2 separate regions of the Homo sapiens genome follow, and region 1 is linked to region 2. Evidence: chromatin loops called from intact Hi-C (ENCODE). Cell type or tissue: MCF 10A. All regions are shown on one strand.

Region 1 (5,000 bases), 1.0 Mb before region 2:
ACACACAGTAAGTGGTGAAGTGTGACAAGGGGCTTGAGTCTTTGCCTGGATGCCAAAGGCTCTGCATGTTCTTCTATGTCACAAATGAGCAAGGATATTAAAAAGTTTTCATTCATTGCCACATAAGCTTAATATTTCAGACACATTTTGCATTAAATGATCTTACCAGGTAGATCATTTGTTATATCTGCTGATACAATAGAAATTTTCTTAGAAAAGCACAAAATGAAAGCAGAGAGAGATTATTAACAAGTTAAAGTTCTGTATATTGTTTTAATATACATATGTGTGTTTAGTTCCCTACCTAAAATACATCACAGTCACACAACATTCCGATCTTTTATTCTCTACAATTTTTTTTTTTTTTTAGATGGAGTCTTCCACTGTCGCCAGGCTGGAGTGCAGTGGCGCAATCTCCGCTCACTGCAACTTCCGCCTCCCGGGTTCAAGCAATTCTCCTGTCTCAGCCTCCCAAGTAGCTGGGACTACGGGCATGTACCACCACACCCAGCTAATTTTTGTATTTTTAAAAGAGACGGGGTTTCGCCATGTTGCTCAGGATGGTCTCGAGCTCTTGACCTCGTGATCCGTCCACCTCGGCCTCCCAAAGTGCTGGGATTACAAGCGTGAGCCACCGCGCCCGGCCTTTCTACTCTTTTGTGTTCCAAATTCTTTTGTATTCCATCATAATAATAACAGTGTAATTGCATGCAGTCTTACAATGGTTTTTAAGTCTACTCGTGACAAGAGCACAGTTATAGCCATGATATTAAACAAAAGGAAAACACGACAATCAATAACGATGTACATATAAGTACATATAAGGAATTGTACTAAATGTTGTGGGATAAACAAAATAAAAGAAATAAACATTTTCTTCAAGACACTGTCTCATTGGAAAGGCAAATAACAAAGATATGAAAAATAAAATAGGTAGAAATGGAATAAAAATGCAAAGGTAGCACGTGACTCCCTGTGAAATGATGTTTTAAGAGAGTTAATTACAAAGTCCTATGAACCCAAAAGGAAAGTGCTCAGATCCGGAAGAATAGGAAATGAAGAACAGTATGCTTGTGTCTGTCCACAAGAAAAATATATGATGTCTAAATAACAACCTAAAATAATGAAAGATTTCTGTGATGCATGGCTGACACACAGTACATCTTCATCTCAGGGGAGAATTTCCAGAAGTTGATTTTCCAGATTTATAGAACACAACTCCTGAGTGGTCACTGCAGCAACTGTGTCATTTTTCTACTTTTTCCAGCTGAACCAGTGACAAGTTACATCACTAATCCTGAGCTTATTAAGAAGTGTCACCATCTCATGTTGGAAACCTCTCCGGAGGGTTTGGTACTGTTCTCTCAGGTAGATTATTTAAGATTAATGTCCTGATATGACAAACTGCATTTTTAATCTGTCATCAAAGCAGATTATCAGAACCAGAAATGACAAGATTTAACACACAGTTTTTCATGCCTAAAACTAACAGCAAAAACTACAATGCATTTCACTACATTCAAAGTAAACATGATATATTAATGAATGGTTTTTCCTCTGTCACCGAATAATTATAGATTCCTTCTTACTAAAAACAAATTATGTTTATTTCCCTTAAGAAGACTATGATTAATTATACACAATTACACTTGCCTTTAATTGAACAGATTTCTTCTTTACTCTGGATTAGTGGGTTATTGTATATTATTAAATAGCTTCAGAAAACCCAAAGAAGGAAACCTTTCTCTTCAGAACTAAAGCTGGGTAAGTAATGGTGGTCGTGGAACTATGGATAGGGGTCAAAAAAGTTTCATTTTCTTGTTAAAATGACCTATGGCAAACAGAGCTAACAGTGTCTTACAGTTCTGATTTATTGGAAGCACATTGATATGCCTGAATCTCAGAAATTGTATTGGAAAAGCCACAAATGAAAGCTGAGAGAGATTAACATGTGGTGGGCTAAGACTTTGTAAAGATAGATTCCTAAGGCAGGATTTCTCAAACTCAACAATATTGACATTTTAGGATGTATAATTTTTGTTGTTGTTGGGGGTTGTCTTGTGCACCACAGAATATTTGCAGCATCTATCCACTAGATGCCAGTAACGTACATCCTCACAGTTGTGACAAACAATGATATCTCCAGACATTGCCAAATGTCTCCTAGAAGGGGATGGGGGCGGAGTGGGGTAGAGGGGAGCAAAATTGCCCTGGTTGAGAACCACCACCCAAAATTGTAGCATTCCTGTCTGGCCCCAAATCTAGAGGACATTGTACCTGATTCTGCTAGATGCTGAAAGTGTATAATTCTGTTGTGATAACAGAATATCCAGAATAAAGACCATACTTCCCAGCCTCACCTCCCTTACAGCTAAGTAGGGCCATGCTTCTAAAGTCAGGTTAACAGGATTTAAGCAAAAATTGTGTGGGAACTTCCTGGTCATGCCCATAAAAGGAAAAAAATATTTCCTTCTATTCTACTTTCCACCTTCTTGCTGGCTAGTTATAGACATGATGGTGAGAGCCAGAGCAGCCATACTGGACACAGGGATTGGAGCTGTGTGTTGAGTATGGCAGAGTAACAACAGCATGGGTGGCTGGATGTTTGACATGGTAGAGGTCCCATATCAGCTTTGAGACCTGAGAGAGAATAAACTTCTCTCTTGCTTAAATCTCTGTTCTATCAGGTTCTTTGTTATAGCAACTGGCATTTTCGTGGTAACTAACACACATCCCAACTGCTGTTGCATGCGCTAAGCCAAAAAGGCAGCAATGAAAAGAGGAGGGATCACTTCTTGTCCTTTTGGGTAAGACCAAGTATAAAACAGGGAGCTTCCTTTGTCCCACTGGAATCTAAAGAAGCTCTAACTGGGTCTACATCCTTGATTGGAAAACAGTCATTTTTAATTGTAACATAAACAAACACCAGGGAAAGAAACAGTGAGCAGTGAGGGAGGACGGAGTTAGTGATTCAGTCAGACCAACTGAATTCACACAGGCGATCCAATAGGAAGACAGTGTGCACAGTTGGTCTTTTCTTAGCTTACACTGAGATTCACGTCTGGACAGGTGAGGCTGGCGAAGTCCCCTACACAGCTGTTTATTTGCATGAGCTGGTTTGCCACGCAAAGAGCATGCTAGGCCAGGCACGGTGGCTCATGCCTATAATCCCAGCACTTTGGGAGGCTGAGGCGGGCAGATTGCTTGAGCCCAGGAGTTCAAGACCAGCCAGGCCAACATAGGGAGATCCCGTCTCTACCAAAATTAGCTGGGTGTGGTGGCGCCTGTAGTACTAACTACCCAAGAGTCTGAGGTGGGAGGATTGCTTGAGCCCAGGAGATCAAGGCTGTGGTGAGCCAAGATTGCATCACTGCACTCCAGCCTGGGTGACAGAGCAAGACTATCTCAAAAAAAGAAAGAAAGAAAAATAAAAAGAAACGAAGGAAGGAGAGAGAGAGAGAGAGAAAGAAAGAAAGAAAGAGAGAAAGAAGGAAGGAAGGAGAGAGAGAGAGAAAGGAAGAAGAAAGAAAGAGAGAGAAGGAAGGAAGGAGAGAGAAAGAAAGAAAGAAAGGAGAAAGAAAGAAAAAAAAGAAAAGAAGAAATGGCATGTTAGGTTGTACTTTTGTGGGAATGTAAGAATGAGAAAGACATTATCAGTGGAACGGATGGCCTTGTGTCTGGTCACCTGTCCAGCCCCATGGACAATGTATGAACCAATGAAGAGTGAACGTTCATAAGCTCAAGTGAGGAAATGGGTTCAGAAAGGTAGTCATGAAACGCATGGCACAGAGCATGACAAAGAGTGCCCAAAGCAGGGGGGAGAGCTCTCTCCCCACTTTGGCAAGGAATGCAGCCCCAACTGCGTGAACTTTCTAGTTCCTCCATGGTGACAACCAGAGGACCAGGGCGGAAGCTTAGGGGAGGGGAGGGCCCTGCAGATAACATTGTACCTCACAAGGACCTGCAGAGAACAATGGTGTTGAGCAGTGGGACCGGACTTTGCTTATAAGCACAAGTGAGATACCCCATAGAAATACCCAGAAATGCTTTACGATGGAGGACATTACAATAAGATGAGGCCATGCATCACTGGGGGAAGCCTTAAGCTGGCAAAGGTTGACCATTAATGTTGACGGTCCCCTGTGGCAGATAATAGTGAATTCCTGACCCAGTCAGCATTCCAAGGCCCTTCTCCCTACCATGTTGTTCCAGCCATGAGGGGATCTGAGGCAGTGTTCTGGGCAACATGACCAAAACAGAACACTAGTGGTGTTCCTGAAAAAAAAAAAAAAACAATTTTTTTTTCTGTGATAGAAACACTGCCTTTTCTCCTTCTGTCTTCTTCCTGGAGGAATGTGAACATGATTCCTGAAGCAACAGCAGCAGCAGCCATCATCTTTAAGCCTCCGCAGTCGCTGATTTCTGCATCTCTTGTTCTGTGAGGAAAATAGCCCCATGTGCTTAAATGGCTGTAGTTGAGTTTTCTAACACTTGAAGCCACTGCTGATTCATGGCTACAGGCTGATAAAAGCAGGGGAAATTTATATTACAGCAAATGTTGCTGCCATCTCTCCTGAAAAAGTGGTCTGAGGATCATATACAAGCCAAATATCTCCTTTCACATACTTTGCCCAGTCTATATGTGGCCTTTGTCATCTCACAATGTTTTCATGTTCACTTACTCATCTAAAAAGTTTGTTACTGGCGAGGATGTGGGAAAACTGGACCCCTCCTATACTGCTGGTGGAAGTTTAAAATGTACATCTACTCTGGAAAATTTCTTGACAGTTTTTCATAAAACTAAATCTGCATTTGCCACATAACCTAGCAATCATATCCTCTTGGGCATTTATCCCAGAGAAATGAAAACTTATGCTCATATACACAGAGAATAAGTCTGTATATGAATGCTGATAGTAGCTTTATTTGTAATAGCAAAAAAACTGTGAACAATCCAAATGTCTTTCAAAGGGCAAATGGTTAAGCAAACTCTGGCATAT
Region 2 (5,000 bases):
CTCTCTCCCTCTCTCCCTCTCCCCACAGTCTCCCTCTCCCTCTCTTTCCACGGTCTCCCTCTGATGCCGAGCCGAAGCTGGACTGTACTGCTGCCATCTTGGCTCACTGCAACCTCCCTGCCTGATTCTCCTGCCTCAGCCTGCCGAGTGCCTGCGATTGCAGGCGCGCGCCACCACGCCTGACTGGTTTTCGTATTTTTTTGGTGGAGACGGGGTTTCGCTGTGTTGGCCGGGCTGGTCTCCAGCTCCTAACCGCGAGTGATCCGCCAGCCTCGGCCTCCCGAGGTGCCGGGATTGCAGACGGAGTCTCGTTCACTCAGTGCTCAATGGTGCCCAGGCTGGAGTGCAGTGTCGTGATCTCGGCTCACTACAACCTCCACCTCCCAGCCGCCTGCCTTGGTCTCCCAAAGTGCCGAGATTGCAGCCTCTGCCCGGCCGCCACCCAGTCTGGGAAGTGAGGAGCGTCTCTGCCTGGCCGCCCATCGACTGGGATGTGAGGAGCCCCTCTGCCTGGCTGCCCAGTCTGGAAAGTGAGGAGCGTCTCTGCCCAGCCGCCATCCCATCTAGGAAGTGAGGAGTGTCTCTGCCCGGCCGCCCATCGTCTGAGATGTGGGGAGCGCCTCTACCCTGCCGCCCGGTCCGGGATGTGAGGAGCATCTCTGCCCGGCCGCCCTGTCTGAGAAGTGAGGAGACCCTCTGCCTGGCAACCGCCCCATCTGAGAAGTGAGGAGCCCCTCCGCCCGGCAGCCGCCCTGTCTGAGAAGTGAGGAGCCCCTCCGCCCAGCAGCCACCCCGTCTGGGAAGTGAGGAGCGTCTCCGCCCGGCAGCCACCTCGTCCGGGAGGGAGGTGGGGGGGTCAGCCCCCCGCCCGGCCAGCCGCCCCGTCCGGGAGGGAGGTGGGGGGGGTCAGCCCCCCGCCCGGCCAGCCGCCCAGTCCGGGAGGTGAGGGGCGCCTCTGCCCGGCCGCCCCTACTGGGAAGTGAGGAGCCGCTCTGCCTGGCTGGCCGCCCCGTCCGGGAGGGAGGTGGGGGGGTCAGCCCCCTGCCCGGCCAGCCACCCCGTCCGGGAGGGAGGTGGGGGCGTCAGCCCCCCGCCCGACCAGCCGCACCGTCCGGGAGGTGAGGGGCGCCTCTGCCCGGCCGCCCCTACTGGGAAGTGAGGAGCCCCTCTGCCCGGCCAGCCACCCCGTCCGGGAGGGAGGTGGGGGGGGGGGGTCAGCCCCGTGCCCGGCCAGCCGCCCTGTCCGGGAGGTGAGGGGCGCCTCTGCCTGGCTGCCCCTACTGGGAAGTGAGGAGCCCCTCTTCCCGGCCACCACCCCGTCTGGGAGGTGTACCCAACAGCTCACTGAGAACGGGCCATGATGACAATGGCGGTTTTGTGGAATAGAAAGGGGGGAAAGGTGGGGAAATGATTGAGAAATCGGATGGTTGCCGTGTCTGTGTAGAAAGAGGTAGACATGGGAGACTTTTCATTTTGTTCTGTACTAAGAAAAATTCTTCTGCCTTGGGATCCTGTTGATCTGTGACCTTACCCCCAACCCTGTGCTCTCTGAAACATGTGCTGTATCCACTCAGGGTTGAATGGATTAAGGGCGGTGCAAGATGTGCTTTGTTAAACAGATGCTTGAAGGTAGCATGCTCGTTAAGAGTCATCACCACTCCCTAATCTCAAGTCCAGGGACACAAACACTGCGGAAGGCCGAAGGGTCCTCTGCCTAGGAAAACCAGAGACCTTTGTTCACTTGTTTATCTGCTGACCTTCCCTCCACTATTGTCCTGTGACCCTGCCAAATCCCCCTCTGCGAGAAACACCCAAGAATGATCAATAAAAAAATAAAATAAAATAAAATAAAATAAAATAAAAAAAGAGTTCCTCCTGCCTTGTCCTCCTAAAGTAGTTGGGATTACAGGTGTGAGCCACCGCACCTGCCCTAAATTTTTTTTAATTTGGTGTCCTGAGATAAGAAAATGTTTCACCATTTGTTAAAATTTTCTTTTGTATCATTTACAAAATTGTTCATTAATTTCTAATAGATACATTCAATGTTTTTTATACTGAGACAAAAAGGAATTTTGAATTTTTTGCAATAAATTGCATTTTAGTTGTGAATTTGGCATTTAAAAAATCCATTCTAATAAATTTTCAGTACAATTAAAAAAAAATAATTTACTGTAATTCTTTCTGCAAGCTTTTAAAGAAATTATATGAGGTAAGACTGCCGCCTGCTGGTCAAGATGTGTTGCTCATTTACATTTCAAACTTGTTTTTCACGATAGCATAGGATGTGATAAATCCAATTCAAAGCAATCCAACATACAGACTTTTGAGATGTCCTAGGTTGTCACAAATTATTGATGCTTGGACATTCTAACAATTATCATTCCCACAAGCCTTTCGTGTTTATCCTTCCCTCTTGATGACTGTTGATAACAAATCTCTGGCTGCATATTTCTGAGTCTTTGAAATGTACAACTTAGGGGCTAAGTTGCATTTATGCTCCTTTCTCTTGAGCAATGTGAGCTAAGCATCCATCTGTAGGTGAGAGATCTCTAAGTGTTGCTGAACCTGCTGCATAACTGCACTCCTCTACCTTATCTTTTTCTGACGACATCTCACAAACATATTGGCAATGCTGCTTTGTCCTCTTCTGGAACCCCAGCATAAAGATGTCCCCCACTCCTCTCACTGGCTCTGAGCCCAGCCCCAAGGTCACCCATCACTCAGGTGATCCTCAGCTCAGCCCTAAGGTGACACAGTCTTGTATCATGACTCCAGGGGAGCAGTTCCCAACCTTTTTGGCACGAGGGACTGGTTTTGTGGAAGACAATTTTTCCATGAACCGGGGTTGGGGGGATGGTTTTGGGATGATTCAAGTGCATTACATTTGTTGTGCACTTTATTTCTATTTTTATTACGTTGTAATATATAACAAAAAGTTAGACAAGTCACCGTAATGTAGAATCTGGGAGCCCTGAGCTTGTTTTCCTGAAACTAGATGGTTCTACCTGGGCATGATGGGAGACAGTGACAGATCATCTGGCATTAGATTCTCATAAGGAGTGTGCAACCTACATCCCTCACATGTGCAGTTCACAATAGGGTTCACGCTCCTGTGAGAATCTAATGCCCCTGCTGATCTGACAGGAGGCGGAGCTCAGGCAGAAATGCAAGTGATGGGGAGCAGCTGTAAATACAGATGAAGCTCGCCTCCTGCTGTGCAGCCCAGTTCCTACTGGGCCATGGACTGGGGGTTGGGCAACCCTGCTCTAGGGGACAGATAACTGAGTTTGAAGGCCTGCTCTACCCCTGACCACCTCAATTACTCATTTTGGTTGTGATGAGCATGCACTCCTATAATAAGTAAAAAATAAGTTGTTATAAACATCCTTCCCTAAATGCTTCAACCACCAACCTGCCCTGACCTGAGGCTGATGCTGAGTTCCAAGGGGGCTCAGGTCTAAGAAACAAAGTTCAGATGCAAGTTCTTGGGTGTCAGTTTCAGTTCCCAGACATTGCTCCACCTTCTCCTTATTCCCAAGAATACCAAATTATGCACATCCTGTCTGCTCTCCCCAAACTTACTGAGCATGTTGAAATTAAATTGTACCCTGACAACTTGAAAATCCTTTTCATGATTAAACAAATATTTATGGAACACTTTCCAGGTAGCAAGAACTTGCTAAATACTGCATTTAAAAAGATGAATGTGCTTTCCAAATGCTTAATTTGCACCATGAACACTGCTTATTCAGGACTGCCAAGAGAGACCCATCCAGCAGAGGTATCTATCAACTCTATTGAGGAAAAAAAGGCAAACACAAGAAATTTCAGGCACGTGAAGTTTGTAAGACCAAGAAAGGTAAAAAAGAAATCTTGAGAAATTCAAATGTGACATTATGTAATAGCCAGGAAAGTTACTTTGTTGTTGGGATTAAAATAGTTAAGAGATTTTTGTGAACTTCTTCTGGACATGGGCTCTTTTCCTGATCTTGTATTTCCAGCACCTCTCACAGTAGCTGCATATAGTTAGCACTTAATTAACATTTATTGAACTAATTGCCTCACTTGCTCTTGCTTACTGAAACAGTCATAATCATTATCCCCTTCATCTAGCAAATACAAAGTTAGGCGGAATGCGCACAGACTAAGTAAGAAACAGACAAGTGAAGCTGGAGAAGCTTCAAATGTTTGGAGGACGCCTGGGGCATTTCTCCCCAGGCTCCAGATGAATTCTGTGGTGCTAACTGTGATGCAGGAAACTTGGAGTCCCTGGGATTGCAAAGTCTGTCTGCCAAGGAAGGAGGTCTTCAAAGTACATGAGAAAGGAAAACGAGAATGAAAAATGGATTTGGCAATAAAGATGAGGGAGAAAGTCATGCGTCACATCTCGGTGAACCTTTTAACTGCTGATAATAGACATGTATAGCAGAGTCTTCTAAGGCTCACAAATAACAACAATGACGCTATGTGCTTTGCATGCATTACCTAAGTTAATGTTCAAAACAACTGGAAGCAGATTTGCCCCATTTTACAAATGAGGAGGAAACCGAGGTTCCGGGAGGTTGCTAGCTGCTCGGTGCAAGAGGCCTAGATTTCTGCGTATCTCAGCTTTCAACATGCCTTTCTCACTAAGCTTAATTATTTCTAGCTTTTGATTTAAAGTGAGAGACTTGAGATTCTTCCTTTCACTTCAACACTTAGAGGTTATTGCAAGATTCTTTTTTTTTTTTTTTTGAGACAGGGTCTTGCTCTGTCGCCCAGGCTAGAGTGTGGTGGCACAATCTTGGCTCACTGCAGCCTCCACTTCCTGGGCTCAGGTGATTCTTTCATCTCAGCCTCCCAAGTAGCTGGGACTACAGGTGTGCACCAGCATGCTAGTTAATTTTTGTAGTTTTTGTAGAGACAGGGTTTCTCCATGTTGCCCAGGCTGGTGTTGAACTCCTGGACTCAAGTGATCTGCCTGCCTCAGCATCTTAAAGTGCTGGGATTACAGGCTATTG

Evidence for each region. Peaks named below come from ENCODE experiments on the same cell type or tissue, not always from the same donor. Only the 100,000 strongest peaks of a DNase experiment are listed, where the experiment ranks them.
Region 1: a loop joins it to region 2, with 13 times the contacts of the local background. A loop is called at or near these places in 2 of 110 quality-filtered maps.

Annotation. Positions count from the first base shown.
Region 1 is chr4:169,022,856-169,027,855 of GRCh38, forward strand. No RefSeq gene overlaps it. Among named protein-coding and RNA genes, the nearest start is that of CBR4-DT, 15 kb to the left of the region's middle. In MCF 10A, a CTCF peak has its summit at 2,072 (motif pointing right); no DNase peak of the experiment used is centred here.
Region 2 is chr4:170,045,734-170,050,733 of GRCh38, forward strand. No RefSeq gene overlaps it. Among named protein-coding and RNA genes, the nearest start is that of MFAP3L, 22 kb to the left of the region's middle. RefSeq lists an enhancer at 1-271. In MCF 10A, a CTCF peak has its summit at 2,225 (motif pointing left); a DNase peak (open chromatin) is centred at 2,238.